2 separate regions of the Homo sapiens genome follow, and region 1 is linked to region 2. The links are chromatin loops, found by intact Hi-C in ENCODE. Cell type or tissue: gastrocnemius medialis. All regions are shown on one strand. Links, peaks and the distances in the headings refer to the core of each region. The heading gives the core; the rest is flanking DNA. Region 1 overlaps ATXN7L1 (ataxin 7 like 1). Region 2 overlaps ATXN7L1 (ataxin 7 like 1).

Evidence for each region. A loop is a pair of places that touch in the nucleus more often than their neighbours do. Peaks named below come from ENCODE experiments on the same cell type or tissue, not always from the same donor. Only the 100,000 strongest peaks of a DNase experiment are listed, where the experiment ranks them.
Region 1: a loop joins it to region 2, with 3 times the contacts of the local background. A loop is called at or near these places in 5 of 110 quality-filtered maps.

What each region holds. Positions count from the first base shown.
Region 1 is chr7:105,668,137-105,680,611 of GRCh38, reverse strand. The region is part of intron 3 of ATXN7L1 (ataxin 7 like 1); the gene reads left to right. Among named protein-coding and RNA genes, the nearest start is that of EFCAB10, 93 kb to the right of the region's middle. RefSeq lists enhancers at 1,468-1,607, 741-1,680, 4,279-4,328, 4,203-4,703. In gastrocnemius medialis, for the core only: no CTCF peak of the experiment used is centred there; DNase peaks (open chromatin) are centred at 6,611 and 7,141; H3K27ac peaks cover 2,111 bases.
Region 2 is chr7:105,771,673-105,784,147 of GRCh38, reverse strand. All of the region lies in intron 3 of ATXN7L1 (ataxin 7 like 1), which reads left to right. Among named protein-coding and RNA genes, the nearest start is that of ATXN7L1, 99 kb to the left of the region's middle. RefSeq lists a silencer at 510-739 and enhancers at 6,742-7,325, 7,326-7,909, 7,121-8,320, 7,910-8,493, 11,346-11,845. In gastrocnemius medialis, for the core only: no CTCF peak of the experiment used is centred there; a DNase peak (open chromatin) is centred at 7,907; H3K27ac peaks cover 2,041 bases.

The DNA.
Region 1 (12,475 bases), core at 3,842-8,841, 100 kb after region 2:
CAGCCAAAGCTGCAAATGACTGAAAACGAGGGCTGGTCAGATGGGTGGTCAGTTTATACCCCCTCAACACCCCCCTACTACATTCCAAACAAATGGAACTGTGGAAACTAGTTCTGCTTTGCCAGCCAGCACAACTCCCTCTCAATCTGAAACTGATGAATTCTCCTCAATTCTGGGAAGAAACTCTCTCAACAAGAGGGGAAAAGGAAGCCAAGAACCCAGAAGTCCAGTCATGTTCTCCCTGAATAATTCTCCCACGGGGGACTCACTGTCTCTGGCTTTGGTTATGTTTTCAAGTGGCTGAAGGGATGGTCCCCACAGGAGACCATCTTACATAGGCAGTCATTATAATGCCCTCTCTAATCTCTCTAATGCCTAGTAGGCTCTGCCTAGCTTGTGTGTGATGAGAGGAAGTATGTGATCATGACGTGAGGGAGTGCTGTCTCCCCACAGTCCAAAATTCTCCAGGAAAATCATACTTCTGAGTCTTGGAATACTTTTGTGTCTTAAAGGTTTAATTTTTTTTTTTTTTTTTTTACTAAAAGGCATGTACCCCTTATCTAAGGTTGATTTAATATTCATCAGGTAATAACCAGGTTTTGCAAAGAAATGTTGGATGCCACACAGGAGAGGTCCTAGCAGAAGATAAAGATGCGCAAAGCGTACTTTGCCACTGTTTTTTTTTTAATTGAGGTGAAATTTGCATCACAGAAAATTAACCATTTTAAAATGTACAATTCAGTGGTATTGAGTACCTTCACAATGTTGTGCAACCATCACCCCTAAAGAAGACCCTGTGCCCATTAAGCAGTCACTCCCCCCGCCTTCTTTTCCCAGCCTGCCCCTGACAACCACAAGTCGGCTTTCTGTCTCTATGGTTTTACCTATTCTGGACATTTCATATAACGTGTGGCCTTTGTGAACCATTGTTTTGGTAGGCATTCTCCCCCCTCCAAATCTACTGTCCTTGGCCAAGATCAGGGACCAAACTTTCTAAATATCCAGAATGAATGAAATCTCCCTGCTTAAATCAATAGTTCCAACAACCCACAAAAGTATTTTCCAATCATTATAATGACCTCTCTACTCTCTCTAAGGCATAGTGCTAGGTAATGAAGTGGACTCTGCCTATCAAGATGGTCAGACCCTGAGCGAAGAGGGAGTGGGAAGGCCTGAGGTGTCTTCAGGCTGCCTGGGGACCGGGGACCCAGGCCAGACAGACAGCAGCTCCAGGGCTGCGGAAAGGCCCAGCCCTGCACACACAGCGCTGGCTCTGATACTCCTCTGAGGAGCCTGCTGCCTCTGACCACACCTTGTGTGTGTGGTTCAGGAATACCCAAGTTCATCTGCCAAATTCAGGATACAACCCTGACTGTTCCGGGCTTTTCTTTCTGCCTTTCCCTAATCTCGTCTGGGCGTGCTCTCTTAAAGGGGAAGTGGTGCGTTCTGACTGGCCAGGGCCCTCATCCAGGAGCCAGGAAACATCTACTACCACGAGTCGCGTTGCCCAGCGTGTGTCAGCCTCCTTATCCAAACGGCAAGGCAGCCTCCCCGGGATGTGTAAGTGTGAGCGCAGGGCACGAGGGCCACACAGGACGGCGTGGGGCTGGGCGCAGGTCACGGAACAGAGATCCTGGCAGGCAGATCATGCTGGCAGCCCACGAGGCATTTAGCAAAATGAGTGTTAGCATAGACAGTGCTCTCCGGCTGTGGGCTGGAGCTGGAGCCGAGACAGGGCTGAGGCGGGGAGCGGGGAGAGTAGCTGCCTCAGAAAGAGGTCAGGAGTAGGAGGCTGGGTTGGGGACCAGTCTATTTTGGACAGCCCTTCTGGAGGCACCAGCCTCCGGCCTGAGAAGGAGTGGAGTGGAAAATTTTCTAGCACACCTTTCAGAGCACCGGGAAGCCAGCTGCAATGAACCTTCCCGGCGTGTCAACCCCAACGCCCCATGTTTATGTCCGTGTATTATCTACTCAGTGCACTTATCTACTCAGTCATTGTGTTTCTTTGTTGTTTTTATATGTACTTTGTGTTAAGACATGTTCAGGGTCCTTTCTATTCAAACTGTACAAATTGTTTGAAACTAGCACCCTGGTTTTTTCCTTCTTTCCTGTCCACGATGGTCCTTGTCCAGTGCATGCACACTGCAGGCCCTGAATCAACGCAGGCGACTGGCCCACAGGTGGACTGACGGGCTCACTAGGATGCTGGGCAGCGTGTCTGGCTGGTTTCTAGCTAGGGCTCTGTTTCCTGTGTGCCCAGAGAAATAAAGGGGAAAAAGCACACCCACTCACACACACAGTCAGTTCCTAACTAAATGCCACAAGCGAGTGACTGGTGGCAGGAAAATAGACCCTTTGCTGTGTTTTAGGCCCCTTTCTGTCCTGGGTTTTTGTTTGTGTGGTAGTGATGGTTGATCTTAAATCATGTAAAAAGTTTGTTTTCACCAAAATAACTCAGACCTTTTGCTTCTAAAGAAGGGAGAGAAAAGGGGGCCAGAAAGGAAAAAAAAAAAAAAAAAGTATGTGTCTGTACGCATATGTTGACAGGGCATAACCACACCCTACTTCAAGACAACTTCCTGTTTGCCGCTGCCAACTGCCACTCCAAGGAGAACAGAAATGGTTCCGTTATTAGTGGCTGCTGTGGGACCACGACAGTCTGTGGGGTGAGTGGCTCTGAGCGACACCATGAGCTTAGCAGTGAGTGGAGACTTTTCACCTTCTCTTATAAGAGACCATGGCCCTGTGCTGTTGAAAGTAGACACTGGTACAGATAGAAATAAAGCAGTGGTGGCCTCTCTTATCAGCCTGTGGTCCTTAAACAGTGTGCTCCCATAGGATTCTTGTAAGTGGACTAATTTAATTCAGGGGCAGGGATAAGGCTGAGAACTGCCTACTGAGGAAAGCTACTACCTGTGTGTGTGTTTTTAATGGACATTATCATGTATCAGGGGAACTTAATGTTAAGCGTCTCCCATGAGTTGGCACTGTGGTAGCCACCTTCTACATGTTATCAATCCTCCCAACACCCATTTATTCCACAGTGAATAGAGTGAGTGCTCTTGAGGGCAAAACCCTGTGCTAAACGCTGGAGATAAAAGAGTAAACAGGACACCTGCCCTCTGGGTGTGTCCAGGCACAGGACACTTAGACCAGTAAACCAGTAATTACAGCGTGTGATGTGCGCTAAGATGAGGGACTCAGTGTACTCGAGCACCTGTCCTGTTGTAACTCCATGATGTGGGTATTATTGTCCCCATTTTACAGGTAAGGAGACTGGGGCTCAGGGGGTTAAGTTATTTCCCCAAGTCCCAGAGCTAATGAGTGACAGAGCTGGGATTTGAGCCCAGATCTTTCTGATTCCAAAGACAGCATGTTTGGTCGGCATTTCCAGTGACTCCCGAAGCTCATGGAGCATGAAAATCACCTCAGGACCTTTTAAAAAATCACAGATTTGGGGGCCCTGGCCCTGCTGTCCAAAAGTAAAGAAGTGGCTGCTGCACTGTGTGTTCTCTGATGTGGAAGTGCAGCCTGGCACCTGCTCTGCCTCCTGCAGCCAGGATCCTCCCTCCACGGGGCCTGGCAAGCCATGAGGCCTTAGCTCAAGGCACCAGGGCAAAGGTCACTGATGCTGCCTCAAGACAGCGTTGGGAAGATTCGGTCCAGCTGTTCAGGTATTTTTATGTATTTATTTTAAAATTTCAGCTTTTAGATTCAAGGGGTACATGTGCAGGTTTGTTTTGGGGGGTTTTTTGTTTTGTTTTGTTTTTTTGAGACAGAGTCTCACTCTGTCTCTCAGGCTGGAGTGCAGTGTCGCAATCTCGGTTCATTGCTACCTCCATCTCCAAGGTTCAAGCGATTCTCCTGCCTCGGCCTCCCGAGTAGCTGGGATTACAGACACATGCCACCACACCTGGCTAATTTTTGTATTTTTAGTAGAGACGGAGTTTTCCCATGTGGGCCAGGCTGGTCTTGAACTCCTGACCTCAAGTGGTCCACCCACCTCGGCCTCCCAAAGTGCCGGGATTACAGGTGTGAGCCACTATGCCCAGCCATTCTATCAGGTATTTTAAATATGGGGAATCCCAGCTCATGGATCTTCTCCCCAAGATCCTGGGGTCTGTGGCTCCCCCGTGCCCAGGTCCAGCTGTCTGCCATACCTGTCCCATCAGTGCTCTGGGGGCGATATCAGCTGTGTCATCCTAAGGTAGAATTCAACAGCTTATCTGCAAGCTGGTAGCCCCCAGTTTTCACCAAAGCTGTGGTGACTCCTGTGTTTAAACACATGTGACTTGTGCGGTGTGTGTTTGTGGTTTTGGAGGGGGCTACTCTGATGGAGAAGTTCAGTGCCATGCATGTGGAGTCCTTGTCAACCCCTCTGCTACCACTGGGCCCAGACAGTGGGGAGCAGATAGAGCCATAAAAGGCCTCATGTTATGAAGAGGATCGTGGTTCTGGCTCCAGGTGGAGTCCGGCAGACTCAGGTCCTTCGGGCAGCAGCTTGCCTTCTGAGGGCCGCGTCCGTTCTCCTCCACTCAGAGTGACAACTGTGGCAGCGAGCCAGGATCTGGAGAGTGCTGTCCCCTGAGCACAGGAAGCCCTCTGATGACAAAGGTCTAGCAGTGACAGCAACCTATTGTATCATCACTGTAATAACCCAGGGCTCATAGCCCAGTGTCTGGCACATGGTAGGTGCCAAGGAAATGCTAAGAAAAAAAAAAAAAAAAGAGTGAATGAATGAATGAAATAGCTTTCATTTTAACCCATATTTTTGTCTCCTTCCTGCATTTGTATTGGCACCTACTTTCTCTCTTCCACCTTTTCTGCTTAAGGATATGTTAGTGTTTTGTTGTTGTCTGTTTTTATCTTCTTGGATGAACTTAAACAGTTTTAAAAAAGACAGAGCCTATTAAGCAATGCATCTTATATCATTCTCTTTTTTCCTCATCATCATGTATTTATCAAGTGCTTTTTTTTTTCTTTTTTTTGAGATGGGGTCTCATTCTGTCACCAGGCTAGAGTGCAGTGGCGTGATCTCAGGTCACTGCAACCTCTGCCTCCCAGGTTCAAGCAATCCTCCCACCTCAACCTCCCGAGTAGCGGGGATTACAGGCATGCACCACCACGCCTGGCTAATTTTTCTGTGTTTTTAGTAGAGACGGGCTTTCACCATGTTGGCCAGGCTGGTCTCAAACTCCTGACCTCAAGTGATCCACCCACCTCGGCCTCCCAAAGTGCTGGGATTACAGGAGTGAACCACCGCACCCAGCCTCAAATATTTTTCTTTAAGTAGTGATTAGTCTCTACATACTATTTGTGCCATTTTGAATTTCCTTGTGAATGTGAGTGTACTATTTTGCATACATTTTCTTAGGTTGAGATAACTCTCTTACCTGTCTCCTACCAATTGCTTTATTATGGATTATTCAGGTTGCTTGTAGTATTTTTTTTTTTAACTGTAGTAAACAGTGCTGAGAATATCTTTGAACTTTTTTTTTCCCTTTGGGATATTTCCTGGAGGCCTATTTTCCAAACTTACATTACCAGATTACCAGATGAAAGGCTATGGATGCTTTTTAGTTCCTGTTATTATCACCAGGTTGCTCTCCAGAAAAATGTAATCCCTTGAAAGTACCGCTGGCAAGGTGTACATGTGCTTGTCTCCCCACAGATTCTATTTCTGTAGTTTTTCCTTTTAGCTAGTCTAGGTGTCTTGTGAGGGCATCCCTGGGGGCTGATGGAAGTATTTCAGGGCCCTGGAAAGCCCCTGGGACTCCCCAGATCCTGCCCAATAGTGGTGATGCCAGAAATTTGCACCTTAGTATAAATGACAAATAGAAGAGGAGGAGGAAGGGGGAATGCCACCACAGGGGAAAAGTTAAAAAGGATCCTAAGTTACATGACTTCACAGCAGCTCTGGAATGGGAAATGCCCTTGTAAGAATCATCCCAGTTGCATTTCTAAAGCGTGGAGGGAAAGGAACATCCCAGGCAGGGTGGCATGGTAGAAAGGGCATTGGCTCTGGGGCCAGGCAAGCCTGGGCTTTCCTGCCAGCTGCTGAGGTCTGCGTGACCTTGGTCTTGTTTCACAATCTTGCTAAGCTTTAATTTCCCCCATCTGATATCTAAGAAGAAAAAAAAATAATAGTAATTTCCCCATCTATAACAAGGCAACTAACGGTATCATACCACATGGTAGGGTTATTGGGTAGATGAGCTGGTGAGTGAAAAGCAGCTTACACAGTGCCTGATATATAGTAGGTACTCAAGAAAGCCTGCTTTCCCTCCTAACTGAATGAATGTGCATGGGGTGACCAGATGACGAAGAAACCATCCCAGAGCCTAGGGATTTGGGAACTGAGCTGGTGTTGGTGTGAACAGTGTAGACCACAGGCCCACACTCATATTTGTCAAAAGAACTTAGTGCCCAAGATAGGTCATGTTGCCCAGCAGTGGGTAGGAGGTGAAGAGGGGTAAAGAAGACCTAGCATAACCTTTGCTTAAGGAACGCCTCCTCGGCTCCTCAGCCCTGCCATCTTTTAAAGAGGTACTGCAGTCTGAGAAGGGAATGGGCACTCCAGAAAAGCTCACAAGCACTCCTGGCATGGAAACTGCTTGGCACAGCTCTGCCTGCATTCGCAGCCTGTCCTATCACCTGACTTTCCTGTGTCTTCATTTCCTCCTCTGCTGAGCAAGGCTGATTCAATATCCCCCCTTACACCATGGCAGTAAGTTTAGTATCTAACTACGATGGTGACAAATGAGACAACAGGCCCAGGTTCTAGCCCAAGCTCCTCCACTTAATAGTCTTATGACTTTGGGCAAGTTTCTCAAATGCAGTCTGTCTCCATTTCCACAGCTGGGGGGAATCGTTACCTCACCAAGCGGCTGTAAGTACAGCTGGCCTGGCTCCTGGCACGGCTCCCAGTGCCAAGGTGCCAGCCCTGCCTCTCTCTCCAACTCCAGTTTACTTTTGGAAGAAGGCCCCTTGGAAATCAGGGTGTTTATAGGCAGCATCCTGACTGCAGCTACAAAAGCAGATTGAACCCACTGATAAGATAGAAACCGGCTAATGACTTGCCAAGCACCTGCCCTCAAAAGTGGGGGCTGAAGGAGACTCCATGCTGTCAAGTGAGTAAGCCAGGTGCTGGCCTAAGCCCAAGTGTGCTTACACAACCATGGCAGGCCACAAGCGACTGTGGTGCTCAAAGTCTATTGGGAGGGGGTTAGTCCCTTAAAAGCCATATTGGAAAATTCTCAACAAGTTCTTTCTAAAAATGGTGCAGGGAGCCACCTTGAGTATTTGCAGCCGGCTCAGCCATTCATGAGGCATCTGTGCTAAGGTTTTAAATACAGGACACTGATGCTGCAAGTATGAAAATATCTCCATGAATAAGCGTATGGGGAAGGGAACACTGAATTTTTACTGAAATGGGATTGCCTGAGAACCTGATGGATTTTATCTTCAGAGAGTGAGGGGAGCAAACTGGAGACACCAGGGTTCCCCGCGCCTATCAGATTTTTGGGATGCTGACAGCTGGTGTCTGCAAGCTCCCTGCTTGGCTGATCTCCAGGACTGCCCCTGGAGTTGCACCTGGATGTTTAAGGAGGCTGTGGGGAAGCAGGTGGTCTTGAAACAGTCAGCTGCTGAGGCCTTGGCCTGGACTTCCTGTGGTGGAAATGCACAAAAGTAAAAGGATTTGGCTTTTCATTTCTTTGGTACTGGGGCCCCCCAACTCTTTGTGATTGAGGTCTTAGGCAATGGTATGAGCTGCTGACTGGTACCTGCCAGCTGCCTAACACCTAAAAAGTGTTTCTTCCTCTCCCTAGGGGAGTCAGGTGCCCTGCTGAAATGCCCACAGACAGTGGGAAAGGAGAGGTCCCGCTGGCTCTTTCAGATTCCTCCTATCTGTAGCAGAATCTTCCAGGATTCCAAGGTGGTAGAGCCCAGAGTTAAGACAGGGGCTCTGAAAACATCCCCAGATCTGATGTTTTCTAGCTCTGTGACCTTAAGCAACTCATTGTATCTCTGAGCCTCAGGAATTATACCTCAAGGAAATAATTCTAAATCACTTTTTAAATCAGTTTTTTAAAAGACAAATAGTAGGTCGACAGTACGAGAATAGCTAAATAATCTACAGCACATTAATGATTGAATATTACCTAACAGTTTAAAATGGCAAGTATGTGGGAATTTGATATGTATATGCAGAATAATGTTAGTTGACAAGGAATAGTCCAAAATATCCATTGATTACAGCTTTGTTAATCAAACTTACCTGTAGAAAAGAGAAACTAGTAGTGCCTCTCTTTTTTGGGGGGGGCAGGGGACGGAGTCTCACTCTGTCGCCGAGACTGGAGTGCAGTGGCATGATCTCGGCTCACTGCAGCCTCCGCTTCCAGGGTTCAAGTGATTCTCCTGCCTCAGCCTCCCGAGTACCTGGGATTACAAGCGCCTGCCATCACACCCAGCTAATTTCTGTATTTTTAGTAGAGACCGGGTTTTACCATGTTGGTCAGGCTAGTCTCGAACTCCTGACCTCGTGTTCCACCCACCTGGGCCTCCCAAAGTGCTGGAATTACAAGCGTGAGCCACCACGCCCGGCCGTGCCTCTCTTAAGGTATTGTAAGAATGAAATGCTATAAGGTAAATCAAAGTGTTTAGAAGAGTGCCTGGCACATAAGAAAAAAAAATTCTTTTTTTTTTTTTTTTTTTTTTTTTTGAGACAGGGTCTCACTCTGTCATTCAGGCTGGAGTGCAGTGGAACAATCTCAGCTCACTGCAGCCTTGACCTCCCAGGCTCAAGCAATCCTCCCACCTCAGCCTCCTAAGTAGCTGGGACTAAAGGCACACACCTGGCTGATTGTTTTTAATTTTTTGTAGAAGCAGGGTTTCACCATGTTACCCAGCTAGTTTTGAACTCCTGAGCTCCAGCAATCCACCCGCCTCAGCCTCCCAAAGTGCGGGAATTACAGGCATGAGCCACTGTACCCACCTGAAAAATCTTAAAACTATTATTACTATTGATCAAAGGACAGAACGGGTGAGAGCAGAGGTTGCTGGCTGAAGATCATTCACTGAGGTTGTTATTGATGTATTGAATACTTAATTCTGCACGGGTGTTCTGATAGTGATTTTCTGTTTTTCCTAAAGTAGGTGAGTGGTGCTTATATTCAATATTAGCACAGTAGATTGGTTTGGTCTTTCTGTTACACGGTCTGGAAAGAAATGTGTAGCAAGAGCTATAAAGCTGCAGCCTTTCACTTTGGGAATTATACCTCAAGGAAATAATTCTGAATCACTTTTTAAATAAATTTTTTTTTTTTTTTTGAGACGGAGTCTCACTCTGTTGTCAGGCTGGAGTGCAGTGGTGTAATCCAGGCTCACTGCAACCTCCGCCTCCCGGGTTCAAGTGATTCTCCTGCCGCAGCCTCCTGAGTAGCTGAGATTACAGGCACCCGCCACCACACCCGGCTAATTTTTTTTTTTTTTTTTTTTTTTTTTTTTGAGACGTAGTCTCGCTGTCGCCCAGGCTGGAATGCAGTGGCGCCATCTTGGCTCACTGCAAGCTCTGCCTCCCGGGTTCACGCCATTCTCCTGCCTCAGCCTCCCGAGTAGCTGGGACTAACAGGCGCCCGCCACCTCGCCGGGCTAATTTTTTGTATTTTTAGTAGAGACAGGGTTTCACCGTGTTAGCCAGGATGGTCTCGATCTCCTGACCTCGTGATCCATCCGCCTCGGCCTCCCAAAGTGCTGGGATTACAGGCGTGAGCCACCGCGCCCGGCTACACCCGGCTAATTTTTGTATTTTTAGTAGAGATGGGGTTTCACCATGTTGGCTAGGGTGGTCTCAATCTCTTGACCTTGTGATCCACCCACCTTGGCCTCCCAAAGTGCTGGGATTACAGATGTCAGCCACCACGCCCGGCCAAATCAGTTTTTTTTTTTTTAAAGATAAATAGTAGGTAGACAGCAAGAGAGTAGCTAAATAATCTGCGCCATGTTAATGATTGAATATTACCTAACAGTTTAAAATAGCAAGTTTGTGGGAATTTGATACGTATATGTAGAATGTTAGCTGACAAAGAATAGTCCAAAATATCCATTGATTGCAGTTTTCTTAATAAAGCTATATGCATTAACGAAGACTAAGAAAATTTAGAGGAAAGTGCTCTTTTTCTCTAAAATTGCTTAAGTATTAAATATTTTAACAATGAGGGATATCATGTACTACAAATTCTTTCTGGGCAGGGCAAATGGAATTAGAATAACTATAGGGATCTACCTTAGGCAGTCCCTTAATCAAAACATAGAAAGACATGATTGAGCCTCAAGTGGGTGAAGGCTTGTATCTGAATGATTGTAATGTACAGCAGGAGAGCTTCACTCAGAGAAACCTCACCTGCACAGCAGCGTCTTTTTGCAAAAGATAAGACCCTGCCTTCTTCTATCACTAACCTAACCCGCCTCCTCACCAACGCAAAACTGTGTAAGTCCACTACAGGCAGGTCTTCATAGACTAGAGAAACAAAGATTGAATAGGTCTTTTTGTAAAATCCACTCACTCTGCCCTACCTGGGACATCAGTTCTACCCATTTTCAAAAGCCTAGCTACAGCTCACCTCCAGAGTGAATCCCTGACCACTGACTCTATTGGTCCCTCCACTTTAATTTTTTTTTTTTTTTTTTTTTGAGATGGAGTTTAGCTCTTGTTGCCCAGGCTGGAGTGCAATGGTTCGATCTCGGCTCACTACAACCTCCACTTCCTGGGTTTAAGCGGTTCTCCTGCCTCAGCCTCCCGAGTAGCTGGGATTACAGGCATGCGCCACCACGCCCAGCTAATTTTGTATTTTTAGTAGAGACAGGGTTTCCCCATGTTGGTCTGGCTGGTCTCAAACTCCCAGCCTAAGATCCACCCGCCTTGGCCTCCCAAAGTGCTGGGATTGCAGTCGTGAGCCACCGTGCTGGGCCTTTAAATTCTTATATGACCTTTCTCACCTGCACTGGTAGGGGACAAGCTTGTTCCCATAGCTCAAGGGTTGTGAGAGCCCTTCTGATTTAATTCAGTTTCACAAGTAGGACATACTGCTTTCGCCTATTTATTACAATACAAAATCACACATCAAACAACCAAAAAAAACTTATATTAAGGGCAAAGGGCTGTCTTCAGGTTTTAATTAATATTCCCTCACTGCAACTTGTTCTTTCAATTGACAATTTAAGGCAAGTTTCTGAATCTAAAATATGAAACCAGGCATGGTGGCTCACACCTGTAATCCCAGCAGGCGGATCACTTGAGGTCGGGAGTTTGAAACCAGCCTGGCTAACAAGGCGAAACCCTGTCTCTACTAAAAATACAAAAATAAGTCAGGCATGGTGGTGCGTACCTGTAATCGCAGCTACTCAGGAGGCTGAGGCAGGAGAATTGCTTGAACCTGGAGACAGAGGTTGCAGTGAGCCAAGATCACGCCGCTGGACTCTAGCCTGGACAACAGAGCGAGACTGTCTCAAAAAATAAAATATGAAACCAAGAAAAAAGCTTATCCACTGATACAGTTGTTTTGTGGGCCAGATGTGGTAGCTCACCTGTAATCCCAACATTTTGCGAGGCCAAGGCAAGAGGATCTCTTGAGCCCAGGAGTTCAAGACCAGCCTGGGAACATAGAGAGACTTTGTCTCTGCAAAAAAAAAATATATATATATGTTTTCAGAGAGAGTCTTGCTCTGTTGCCCAGGCTGGAGTGCTCTGGTACAATCACAACTTGCTGTAGCCTCTACCTCCCAGGCTCAAGCGATCCACCCACCTTGGCCAGCCAAAGTGCCAGGATTATAGGCATGAGCCACCATGCCTGGCCTTACCAAAAAAAAGTTTTAATTAGTAAGTAACCGGGGCCAGGCGCAGTGGCTCATGCCTACAATCCCAGCACTTTGGGAGGCTGAGACGGGCAAATCACTTGAGGCCAGGAGTTCAACACTAGCCTGGCCAACATGATGAAACCCTATCTCTACTAAAAATATAAAAATTATCCAGGCGTGATGGTGCATGCCTATAATCCCAGCTACTTGGGAGACTGAGATCTTGAGAATCTTCAGCCTTGATTCTCCCAGGCTCAAGAGAAACTCTTGAGGGAGGTTGCAGTGAGATGAGATCCTGCCACTGCACTCCAGCCTGGACCACAGAGCAAGACTCTGTCTCAAAAGATCATATTAATTAGCCGGGTATGGTGGCACATGCCTGTAGTCCCAGCTACTCAGAAGGCTGAGTTGGGAGGATCGCTTGAACCTGGAAGGCAGAGGTTGCAGTAAGCCATGATCGTGCCACAGCAATCTAGCCTGGGTGACAGAGTTTTTTTTCTGTCTCAAAAAAAAGGTTTTTTCTGTAAATTTAGCAGCAGAATGTGTCAGCCAGAACCACTAACGAGAATTCTTTTAGAAGGTGATTGTAGAATCACTGGCCTGGCACATTTATTTTGTC
Region 2 (12,475 bases), core at 4,862-9,861:
CTACAAAAATATTTAAAAATTAGCCAGGCATGTTGGCATGTGCCTGTTGTCCCAGCTACTCAGGATGCTGAGGTAGGAGAATCACTTGAGCCCAGGAGGTTGAGGTTGCAGTGAGCTATGATGGTGCCACTGCACTCCACCCTGGGTAACAGAGTGAGACCCTGTCTCAAAAAAACATGAACCAAAAAAACACTACCCAGAGTTAGCACAGACCCCACAGGTTAAAGGCTCAGTCCCACAAAACTGTGTCCCCACTTCAGATGCCAGTCACAAGTAATAGGTCCCCAGGTTACCCACATTTCTGTCTGACTTGGCTACAAATTAGGGGTCTCCACACCCCTCCTTATGTTCAATAATTGGCTATAACAACTCACAGAACTCAAGGAAACATTTTACTAATGTTTACTGGTTTATTTATATTATAAAGGATATAAATGAACAGTCAGAGATAATAGGGTGAGGTCTGGAAGAGTCCTAAGTGCAGGAGCGTCTGTCCCTGTGTGGAGTTGGGGTTCACCACCCTCCCAGCATGTGGATGTGTGTACCCATCTGGAATCTCTTTAAACTCCATCCTTTAGGGTTTTTTGGAGGTTCCATGCATGATTGGTTAAATCATTGGCCATTGGTGATTGGCTCAATCTCCAATTGGTCTTTCTGGTGACCGGCCCCCAGCCTGAAACTGCCTATGTACGCCAGCCACCAGTCATCTCATTAGCATAAAAAGACACTCCAGAGATCCCAAGGGTCTGAGAAGCTCTTGTGTCAGGAAACTGAGGACTAAGACCAATACAATGAAAGATATTCCTATCACCCCTGTCACTCAGGAAGTTACAAGGGTTTTAGGAGCTCTGTGCCAGAAACTGGGGATAAAGACCAAATATATGTTTCCTATTATATCACAATATCACAGCACCAGTGTGAAAAATAGAATGTCATAGTGGAAAAGTCATGAATTTTGGAGTCAAACAGAGGCAGGTTAGAATCCTAACATTTACGGGCTGTTTGACCTTGAGCTACTTATATGACCTTCTGAGCCTTCTTTTCCTCGTCTATAAAATAAGGATGGCAATTCCTGCTTTGCAGAGTTCCTGTGAAGAACACAGAAAAAGGTTGTATCGTTTTCTGGCACATGGTAAGGGAATAAAGAAAGGATTGTCAATAAATTGTGGCTATTTTTTATTAAGTTGAATGTTTCTTATGAAAAATGGGAAAACCAATTCAGTCAAGTGCTTCCTGCCTTCATTTCTTGCCCTGTCTCAGAGGATGTGCACGCTGAGGTCAGCCCACAGACTTTCGCCTGTGATTCATCTTTTGCTTCCCACACTCTTGGAGGCAAGAAATGCTGGCCTGAATATGATTACATTTGCTAGGAGTCCTGAGGGCTTGGCTTTGCAAATATTGGTTTACATTCACATTAGGCCCCTATGGCAGCTCTTTTAGAAATGCCGTGAAGCTCCAGTATCTCTCTGCGTTCCCTGCCGAGGTCCATCCAGCCTGTGCCATAGCGTCCTACAGGGGTGACATGGAGCCCCCCGCCCAGGGCTGGCCACAGTCCTTCTGCTCCTGATCGTGTGCCCCATGCTGGCATCCCAGATGTAGAAAGCAGGTGCAACCACTGCTGGGGAGACCCTTTGCCTGGCATGGAAGTGGAGTGCTCTTGGAGCCACGTTCTGTGTCACCCCATTAGGGATGGCTTCCTAGGGTCTGTTTCCTAAGTCTGTACCAACAGCCTTTTAGACACTTTTTAAACTTCTCCCCACGAGATCTAGGATTTCAAGGGATTAGTTTGTTTCTAAAGTCCCTTAGGTGAATGGATAAGCTTATTTAGGAATAGTTGTAGAAAGGGGGAAACAGAAACAAGAAGCCTTACCTTGGGAGTCCCAGTTCCACTCTGCAGGCATCTCTGTCCCTCGTAGCTGTCCATCCCAATTTGATGCATTGACATGGCGTGTGAGCCTAGTGGTTGAGTGTAACCTCTCTAGGACCCATTTGATAGATTAAAATTCCAGCTCTAGGCCAGGCGCAGTGGCTCACATCTGTAATCCCAGCACTTTGGGAGGCCGAGATGGGCAGATCACCCTGAACTCAGGAGTTCGAGACCAGCCTAGGCAACATGGAGAAACCCCATCTTTACCAAAAATACAAAAATATTAGCCAGGCGTAGTGTTGTGCTCCAGCTACTTGGGAGGCTGACATGGGAGGATTGCTTGAGCCTGGGAGGTGGAGGGTGCAGTGAGCTGAGATTGTGCCCCTGCACTTCAGCCTGGGCAATGGAGCAAGACCCTCCCTGTCTCAAAAAATAAAAATAAAAAAAATTCCAGCTCTGCACCTTATTCCCTGTGTGACCTTGGGCAGGTTACTTTGCCTCTGTGTTTCTGTTTCCGTATTAAAATGGAAATAATAGTTTATCTCATAAAGTTTCATGTTGATTAAAGGAACTTGCATGTGGAAAGCACAGTGGTACAACAAAGTTTGCTTTAAAAAAAAAGTTTCACAATTATTAACTGAGGGATAAGCTACAGAGATTTATAATGAAATCTTGTCCAGAGTTTTCACTTGTGATTACTGTGGAAAAGGAGATGTTTGTGACTCTTCGTCTTGTCAGAGCTGTGGTGGGTCCTTACCTCAGCCCAGAGAGAATCCAGGGACAGGGCAGAGGATGATGCTCTGTGTGTGTGCACAGGCATGTATGTAAGACAAAAACAAGGAGGTGCAAGGTGCCTATACTGGAAAAAAATTTTTTATTACTTTTTAGTAATTGTGTATTTTCAGTCAATTTGGACTATTGTAATTAAAGAAAAAAATAATAGGTAGATCCAGGTTGTAGTTTTGTAATTGGGGTGAACGTTTATGGTGAGTTGTCTGATTTGCCTAAATGAAAGAAGTAGGATTTTTTGGGGGGTCCTTATCTTCTAATATAGTTACATAACTACCTACAGTAAAGCAGGGTTTCTCAGCATGGGCACTGTGGACATTTTGGGCTGAATAATTCTTTGCTGTGGGGCTCATTCTGTGTCTTACTATAAGATGTTGAGTGGCTTCTCTGACCTCTACCTACTGGATAGCAATAGCAGTCTCTACCCCACTCCTAATCTTGACAACCAAAACCATCTCGGGACATTGCCAATAGCCCCTAGGGTGCAAAATCGCCCCCAGTTGGGAACTACTGCCGTAAAATATAACATGCCCCTGTTTATTATACTGTATTTCATGCTTTTCTGTATTTAAATTTTTTATCAAAGTAAAATATGTGTTTATGCCCAGAAATGACTTCTGTGGAATCACAGCCGCATGTAGAAAGTTGACTCCTTCAGCTTGCACAGAGCTAGCCATTGGAATTATTTCCCCATCACACATACATGCAAAGTGTAAAACAAGTTATCTTACAGCAGTCCATAAAATTGCAGTCCTTTCCACTTCAAAATAATTTTTTTTTAAAGGCAAAAGAAATAACACCTTCATGTACACAGATCCCACAGAATTTGTCTGCCACACTTGGCACTAGTCCTCTCAGCAGAAGGCCATACGGCTGCACACCCCGCCCATCAGACAGAGATAATCCTTGGATGTCACTGCTACTTAAAAAAAAAAAAATGGTTTAGAACCAGAGAACCTGGATGTCATTCAATAGACAAGAGAGGATTAGATTTTTTTTCCTCCTTCTCAGAGAGGGCTTTTTATTCCCTTTTCTGATTATATTTTTGAATGCCCTTCAAGTAGCTGTTTTTCATGTTGATGGTGATGCAGTAGAATTTAATGAACTGTGAGCTAAAGCAGAGAGGCTGAGCAGAAAAATAAATAAGTGGCAGAAACTCACCCCTGGAGTGAGGCATGGCATGTCCTGGCTGGCACCCCATCCTTCTGTGTACATCCAGATGCTGATGCTGGTTGGATACTGAGAACAGCATGTCTCAGCAGTGCTACACATGGGAGCCTAAATCATGAGGATCCAAGGTTCCCTGCAATTGTTCTTTTTATTTTGTCTATCTCCAGGTGACCTCTGGTTGAGGAAGAGACAAACCATGTGTGCCTCTGAGCCCTAGAGAGAGTTAGTCCCTCCTGATGTCAGTGCCCCCTGGGCTTCTCAGAGTGTCAGGGGCATTATCACCTGCTAATTATCCCGCCAAGACTTCCTTTCTGAAGGTGTTGATTGCCATTGCGTGGGGCTTGGGTTTTTTTGTCAATTAAGTTAGATTTGTTTGCTGACATTAAATTGTTGTTACTGTTATTGTTAGTTGTCTTTTATATGACTAGATTTTTTTAACATCAGAAGTATAAAATAAAGGAAATTATTCTCATTGAACATATTCTTTGTCGTTTGATAACATTAATTAATAAGACTTGGCAAGAGCACAGGAATCTGTGCAAACTTTATTTCACCAGTAGAATTTTTTTAACTTGAATTTGATCAGTCTTTCCCAAATCCAGAATTAACTCCTGGTATTGATATCATCTTTTGAGTTCCTTATGATCAGAAACAATGTCTGCTATTGTTTTTGCTTATTTCATTTTTCCACCATCCCTAGTAAAGTGCAGTTACACTATAGATGCTAAGGAAATCCTTATGATGGACCCTAGGAAAATCTCAAAGGAAAGAAATGACAGAATGACTGATTAACGAAGGATTATCCCATAAATCAAGCATTACAACCGAGAGAATCTACGACTAAGTAGGACCATGTTTTGCTTCACTTCAAGTTTTTATATTTTGGACTTGCTACTGCTCAAATTAAAGTTAATGCTGGGTCCAGAACATAGCAGGTTGACCTGGTCCCACTTTTCACTCCCCTAATGCAGGATAAAAATAACAGCAATAAAGCTAAAACACTTACTGAGCACTTACTATGTGCTAAACATTTTAATGTGTTATTTAATCATGCCATCACCCTAAGGTGATATCTGGTCGTGTTATCTTTATCTCACACTCAAGGAAAGGGAGACCCGGAGGACTTAAGAAATTTGTTCAAGATCAGGCTGATGTAACTGGCAGAACCAGAATTCCAATGTCTGACTCCAGAGTGCCTTAACTACTACATCAGTTATATGTTTTGTGTCTCAAACTCGCTGCAATACCATAACTAAACTTTGATGCAGAAAAGTCATTTCCATCCCCTGTAGGATGCTGAAAAGTAAATAACAGGTGCTTGGGGCAGGTGAGCTTCATTGCTCTTTCTCATTTTAATCCACACCACTGATCTTCTCTGCTTATTGGCATAGGCAGAGAACTTGAACACAATTTTGAGGTAAGGGAGAAGGAGAAATAAATTGGTAATAGGGAATGTGTTTAGAGCCTTAACCACAGCATTTGAAATAGACCTTTAAATACATGAAAGCAAAAAGAAGGAAGCTTGTAGAAGAGATGGAGTGGGTACCACATATGTTCTCCTAAAAATTCTACCTGTAGTTTCTTGTTTATCCCCAACAAATGAGCAGATCCATGAGACTCACAAAGAGTAGATAAATTTCCTCCATTCAGTGAAATTCTCTTTTTTCATGTTTCTGTGAATCGAGTAGAAATGTTGCAAATAAGCACACAGCAGATATAATGGTTCAGTTCAAATTTAGAAATAAATTAATAGGATCTTCATAACTTTAGGATTATTTAGTCTTTGTTTTTTTTTTTTTTTTTTTTTTTTTGAGATAGGGTCTTCCTCTGTTGCCCAAGCTGGAGTGCAGTGGCATGATCACTGCCCACTGCAACCTCAACTTCCCAGGCTCAGGTGATCCTCCCACCTTAGCCTCCCGAGTAGCTGGGACCACAGGCATAAGCCACCATGTCTGGCTAATTTTTTTTTTTTTTTTTGTAGAGATGCGGGTTTCGCCATGTTGCCCAGGCTGGTCTCAAACTCCTGGGCTCAAGCGATCCTCCTGCCTCAGCCTCCCAAAGTTCTGGGACTACAGGTATGAGCCACCACATTCAGCCAGAATTCATTTTTAATTGAAACAATCTTCTACTTATTATCTCATCAAAGCCTATTTCTTGAAGGCTGAATGTCTTGGATTACATTCTCCAGAGTCACATGGTTTCAATTCATTTGTTTATTTGAAAAATATTTATTGAGCACCTGCTATATGCCAGGCACTGTTCTAATGCTGCAGATGCATTAGTGAACAAGACAAATAAGGGCCTGGCTTCTTGAGGCTTATGTTCTGGTAGGTTAAATAACATAAACAAATACATGATCAAGCCATGTGAAAAGCTGTCACAAGAGTGTCCCAGCAGAGAACACAGAAGAGTAAAAACAAACAAGGCACATTTGAGGGCTTCAGAGTAGTAGACAAGGACCAGAATGTCAGAGTCATGTAGAACAGAGTCTGAAGGTTGGGTTTTACTCTACGTGTGGTGCTAAGACACTGGGGGGTATTGAGTGAGGGAAAGGCATAATCTGGTTTCTGTTTTCTGAAGCTCACTCTGGCTGCAGTGGAGCCCAGGAGACCCGGAAGGAGCTAATGCATAGCTAGCGGTAACAGATCATCGTGGTAGCCGTGGAGATGGAGAGAAAAGGATAAACTCGAGATCTATTTTGGAAATGTAGCTGACAGAATTTGCTGACAGAATGGATTGGATTAGATTGGAAAGGGAAGAGTCAACATTTATTTAGAGTTAGGTTGAAGGAGAATGGCCAGTGACTTGGCAGAAAAAGCAGCAGAGAATGACTACACGGAAGCCAAGAGAAGAAAGCGTTTCATAGATCATGTCAAATGCCAAGAGGTTGAGTAAGACACTAAAGAGAAGAGGTCGCTAAGTTAGCAACCTGAGGGTTGTTGGCCTTGACAATAGCCAATTGACAATAGGTGATTTTATTTGTGTCTTGAGATTTTTTTCCAAGGACAGATGACTTCATTTTTGCTTCACCAACAGGCACCATTTTTAGGCTGGCAGTACCCTCAGTGTTTTATTGGCATGTATGCTGGGCTTAGCTGCCACCCAACTCAATCGTCAGCTGGCTCCTTTGCCCTCTGCATCTCTGTGACCTATAGCACTGATTACTGTGCAGAAGAGTCACTGTGAACACTAGACAGTGAGTTCCTGAAGGCTAGGACTGTTCCTTGGGCATCGCTGAGTCCCACCAGGGAGCACTTTTCCTGGCTTCTAGTAGACACTCAGAAGTGTCTGGGATAGGCCAAGGTGGGTAGATCACCTGAGGTCAAGAGTTCCAGACCAGCCTGGCCAACATGGTAAAACCCCAGCTCTACTAAAAATACAAAAGTTATCCAGGCATGGTGGCACGTGCCTATAATCCCAGCTACTCAGGAGGCTGAGGCACGAGAATCGCTTGAACCTGGCAGGCAGAGATTACAGTGAGCCAAGATTGTGCCACTGCATTCCAGCCTAGGTGACAGAGCAGGATTATGTCTCAAAAAAAAAAGTGTCTGGGATAAACAGGTGGATAAACAGGCAGAAGGAAGCACTCCTCCAATCCCAAATTCAAGTGCTGTTGGCACCTTCTGCTTCACCAATATTAGCATATATGGTGGCTGGTGCAAATTCTTATGTACTTATCCACCCCTCCCCCCTCTCACACTCTCAAGGAACAAGGACCCCTGTCAGGCTCACCATTCAATTCCCTGAGTCCACACAAGGAGTGCTGGATCTCAAAAGTTGATGCCCAATATACTGTTTTTTGTTTGTTTGTTTGTTTTGGGGGGGGGGTTGTTTGTTTGTTTGTTTTTCTTAAAAAAAAAAGAATCTTGGAAGAAAGAAGGAAGGAAGCCAGCAAGGAAGGGAAATTGGCTCACCAATTATGAATAAGCCAAATTCCACATGTAAGCAAGTACAATCATTTGGAAGACATGGCTGCTTGAAAGAGAATGACCAACTCTGTTGAGACGCAGTTGGAAAGGCATCCCTCTGTGAGCAGTGGGGAGGCCATGGCTTTGATCCCTGACCACAGCTGATTGCTGGAGGGCTCTCGCTGTAACGTGACCCCTGGCTTCTGACTCATCACTGGTGTGTCCTTGCCATACAGGCTGCTCCATTCCATTCCTCAGAGCTGTATCCACCGAGGAGAATTCGGGTAACAAACATTCCTGTATTTAAATCTGAGTAAAGAATGTTAGCAGCGCTGATTCAAAAGGTCATCTCGGAATTCTCCCTATCCTGAGCCATAAGCAGAGAAGCATCTCCCAAACAGTGCTTTCTCTGGAACAGTGAGCCCATACGAAGAACAAGGGTTTGGGTAGATGCATACCCTTGGGAAACTGTGCCAGACTCCCCCTCCCAGAGCCTCATAGCAGCTATTAGCACATTAAAGCGCCAAGAGGTCTTGGAGTCAAAAACAAAAATGCATCTATTTCACATTGGAGTCACATCGCCCTCATCCAAATTCAGCCACATGCAGTGGGCAACAAGAACAACAAAACTGCATGTTTTTCCTAAGAACGTGGGCCTAGACACTAGCTCACCCTTTCGTCTGGTGTCTGAGCAAAGAAACAAAGATGTTTCCCAACTCTGGAGGAGAAACTGGCCATGGGAAGGGCCCACTGTCCCACATACTACGTGTACTGTACTCTTTCAAGAGGAGTTTTTGTCCTACAGGATTTTCGCCTCCCACCCTGACACTAGAACCCAATCCCATGTAAGCTGCAGCATTCTGCATCAATTTTCTTTAGGGAGGCCCTCGGAGTATTCTCAAGGAGCCGATTCTTATGTCTTCATCTGGGATCACGGAGAGTTACTGACTCCTTCCTGGAGTGTCACATGCTAGAAACCTGTGTGCAGGCTTGCCCCCAGATGCTACAAATCTCTAAAGATACTTCCAAGCTATATCTTTTCTAAACCCGCAGTGCTTCTTCCCATGATGTGTAGAGCTACTTTGCCAGGCTTTCTTTCTGGGTTCCCCCCTCCCCAGAAAAAGGTGCTGTTAAACTAATGTTACATCTCACAATTAATGGCATCCTAGAATCGGGGAATACCGTTGATTGTTTGGGTAGGACCTTTCCCTTGCTCCTTTGCAGGGCCAGGCGCTTCTGAAAACTGGGTGCAAATTTGGGAATGCTGCATAGGAGACTCATAGGAAATAGATAGGTCTAGGGCAAAACATAAATTGGGGGGCATAAAGGATGAAAGAGTCAGTAAACCATTTCACTATGATGAATCCCACTTTACCTGGAAAAAATAATCTTTTTTTTTTCCAGAGAAAGCAACCATTGTCTTTGTTTTACCATGCTGGAACTACAGATGTCTTAAGATTTGGTTTCTGTTATTTGTTTGTTTATTAGCGTCATAGATACTTTGCTTTTCTCCCCCTGAATTATTTTCTCAAATTCCGAAGCCTTCTCTAGGGGTGCATTTTCCTAAGATAACAATGGCTTAGTTTACATTGTGGCTGTGGTTTTCTGCTCATCTTTATAAGTGGCTGCCTCCACCCCATATGTAATCTTCTTAAACAAGCACCTTCTTAAATGAGGCAACCCTCTTAACCAAAGCGCATTAATAATACTCATTATTAATGAGTATATGGTAGTGCTCTTCTTATTAATGAGAAGGCTGCGGGGCCGGGCGCGGTGGTTCACACTGTAATCTTAGCATTTTGGGAGGCTGAGGCAGGTGGATTACTTGAGGTCAGGAGTTGGAGACCAGCCTGGCCAACATGGCAAAACCCCGTCTCTACTAAAAATACAAAAAATTAGCCAGGTGTGGTAGCACACATCTGTTATCTCAGCTACTAGGGAGGCTGAGGCAGTAGAATCGCTTGAACCTGGGAGGTGGAGGTTTCAGTGAGCCAAGATCGTGCCACTGCACTCCAGCCTGAGTGACAGAGGGAGACTCTGTCTCAAAAAAAAAAAAAAAAGGGTTGCTGGCTCTGACTGACACCCTAATCCTGTGACCTGCATTTGTCAGCTCTGGGCATCATCCTGATAGTGACACTAGCTCCAAAAACATGAATCAAGTTTCCCGGTGCGTTTAAGAAGGCAGGGGCTAGATGGTGGCCCTTTGAAAATTTTCCTCCCACTTTCTTGGCTGAGCTGCCTTTGTCATATTCTTACAACAAACCCATGGGTCCCTAGGGTTTGGTGGTGAGGAACTTCTAGCCCTTATGGCCAACCTTTGCCTTAGCTGCTCTTTGAGGTGGGTACTGGTGATGGTGGCAGTGCAGAGCCAGCCTGGGAGACAAGTGGGGTGGCCAGAGGAAGAGGGTGTACCCCAGAGCTGCCCTCCTCTGTGGCTTGTAATGTTTGTGAGCCAAGAAACCACTGGACTTTTTGCCCTCCCCGGTGCCCCACATGCAGGCTGAAGAACTACGGTCCTATCATTTATTTTTTTTAACCACTTCTCCCCGACCCTCACTTGTCTACACAACTTGTAGGCCTGCCATCAATGTGATTTGATCAATGTTACCACGATCCTGCGTTCCATCCTTTTTAAGTTGTTAGGGGGTTTCTTTTTTGTATTTGTTTCATTATTCAGCCGGCACTGGAGTTGCATTGGACTGGTAGCACATCCTGGGGAGGAACTATCCATCTGGTTTTGGTTTTGATTGGGGGGATTTTTAGGGGGAAGTGCTCATTTTTCCTGAGATACCTGGGCCTATATCTTCCCCCTGTGTCTCCTGTTTAGCCTTTCCCACTCCTTTTTCAGAAGTGAAAGAGCAGACAGAAGGTCCCCTACAAACAGTTAACTACGGTATTTTCTCGATTCCAGGATGACATTAATTGTAAGGTGCCACAGCCATTAAATAGCACCTTTTCCCAGGTCCCAGGGGCAATTCAAGGACAGTCTCGTCATCCACCCAGCACTGGCGAGCAGAAAGAGATGGGTATAGTGTGGCAGTGCAGGGCATGGGCCTGGGAATGTACCAAGAGCAGCTTCTAGTGCCGTATGACTAGGTCATAATTAATTCACACATGCCCTTCTTGTCTTGTGGGAATCAGGTGCTTCACTTTCCCTTTGGCTTAGAGTTTAGTTCAAAATAGAAAATAATGAAGCTACAATGGTCTGGGAGTTTCCTGCTTCTTGTGATACCCCTGATAATTGTCATGTAAATTAACTAGTCCCATAGCAACTAGGCCACACATAGGAAAAAAACCACACCACTGCCAGATGGTAATTTAGGAATGTGATTTTAGTTTTCAGATGTAAAGGATGGTGAGGGAGTGGCCTTACTATTGTTTTATTTTTGATTTCTTGTTTAATTGATGGTGGTCAGAGAACATTAGTTATAGGTTATCCATTTTATAATTCATGATAACTTCCTTTGTGACTAGCTAGCATGTGAACCACTTTTGTAAATGTCTCACGTGATTGAAAAATGTATATAATCTCTCTGTTGTGGGCAGAGTTCCATATATTTATTGTATATTTTGTAATTTAGATCATGTATTATTAGAAAATTTATTTAATGTCTCTCTTGTGTACAGTATTCCATATATTGTTTATTTTGTTTAAATCTTATTCATTCTTGCCATTTTTTGTTTGCTTGCTCTGTAATTTCTGGGAAGAGAGTTTTAAGTCTCCTGTGATAATTCTAAGTGTGTCAGTCTCTCCTGTAACTCTGACACCTTTTGCTTTACAATTTTGAGGCTGTCCTGTTGGGTATATGTAAGCTTAATTGTGAGGTCTTTTTAGTAGTGGTGTCTTTGTGCCTATTAATGCTTTTGCCTTAGGTTCTATTTTATCTGATTAAGATTGCTATTCAATTTTCTTTGGGTCAATATGTATTTGCCTCATTTATTTCTTTCCAATCTTTTATTTTCAACTTTTCTGTGTCATTTTGTTTTAGGTGTCTCTCTTGTAAAGCAGTATATCGCTGGCTTTTTAAAAAGTCCAATCTGGCCAGGCACAGTGGCTGATGCCTATAATCCCAGCACTTTGGGAGGCCTAGGCAGGCGGATCACCTGACGTCAGGAGTTCAAGACCAGCCTGGCCAACATGGTGAAACCCCATCTCCACTAAAAATACAAAAATAAGCCAGGTGTGGTGGCATGTGCCTGTAATCCCAGCTACTCAGGAGGCTGAGGCAGGAGAATCGCTTGAACCCTGGAGGCAGAGGTTGCAGTAAGCCGAGATCGTGCCACTGCACTTCAGCCTGGGCGACAGAGCGAGACTCTGTCTCAAAAAAAAAAAAAAAAAAAAAAAAAAAATTCCAATCTGATATTGTCTTTTAATAGGTGAGTTTTATCCATTTACAATTATTGTAACTACTTTATATATTTGGACTTATTTCTAACTTCTAATTTATATTTCCGTTTACATTGCTTTTTGTTTGCTTCTTTGTTCTCCTTTTCTGCCTTCCATTAGATTAGTACAATTTTCCTTAACCTGTCCCCATTTTTCCCCCTGGTATCTTGGTCACAATAGATTTTATTTCTAAAATCTATATGTTTAATGATTGCCATTACGTTTTTAACATGCATACAGAACTTTAGTTTTTAAAGACTAAAGTTATCCACAATCTCTGTCTTCTCAGATAACACAAAAATCTTTGCATACTTTACCCACTTACAGTCAACTGGTAATTACAATAAAGAATTG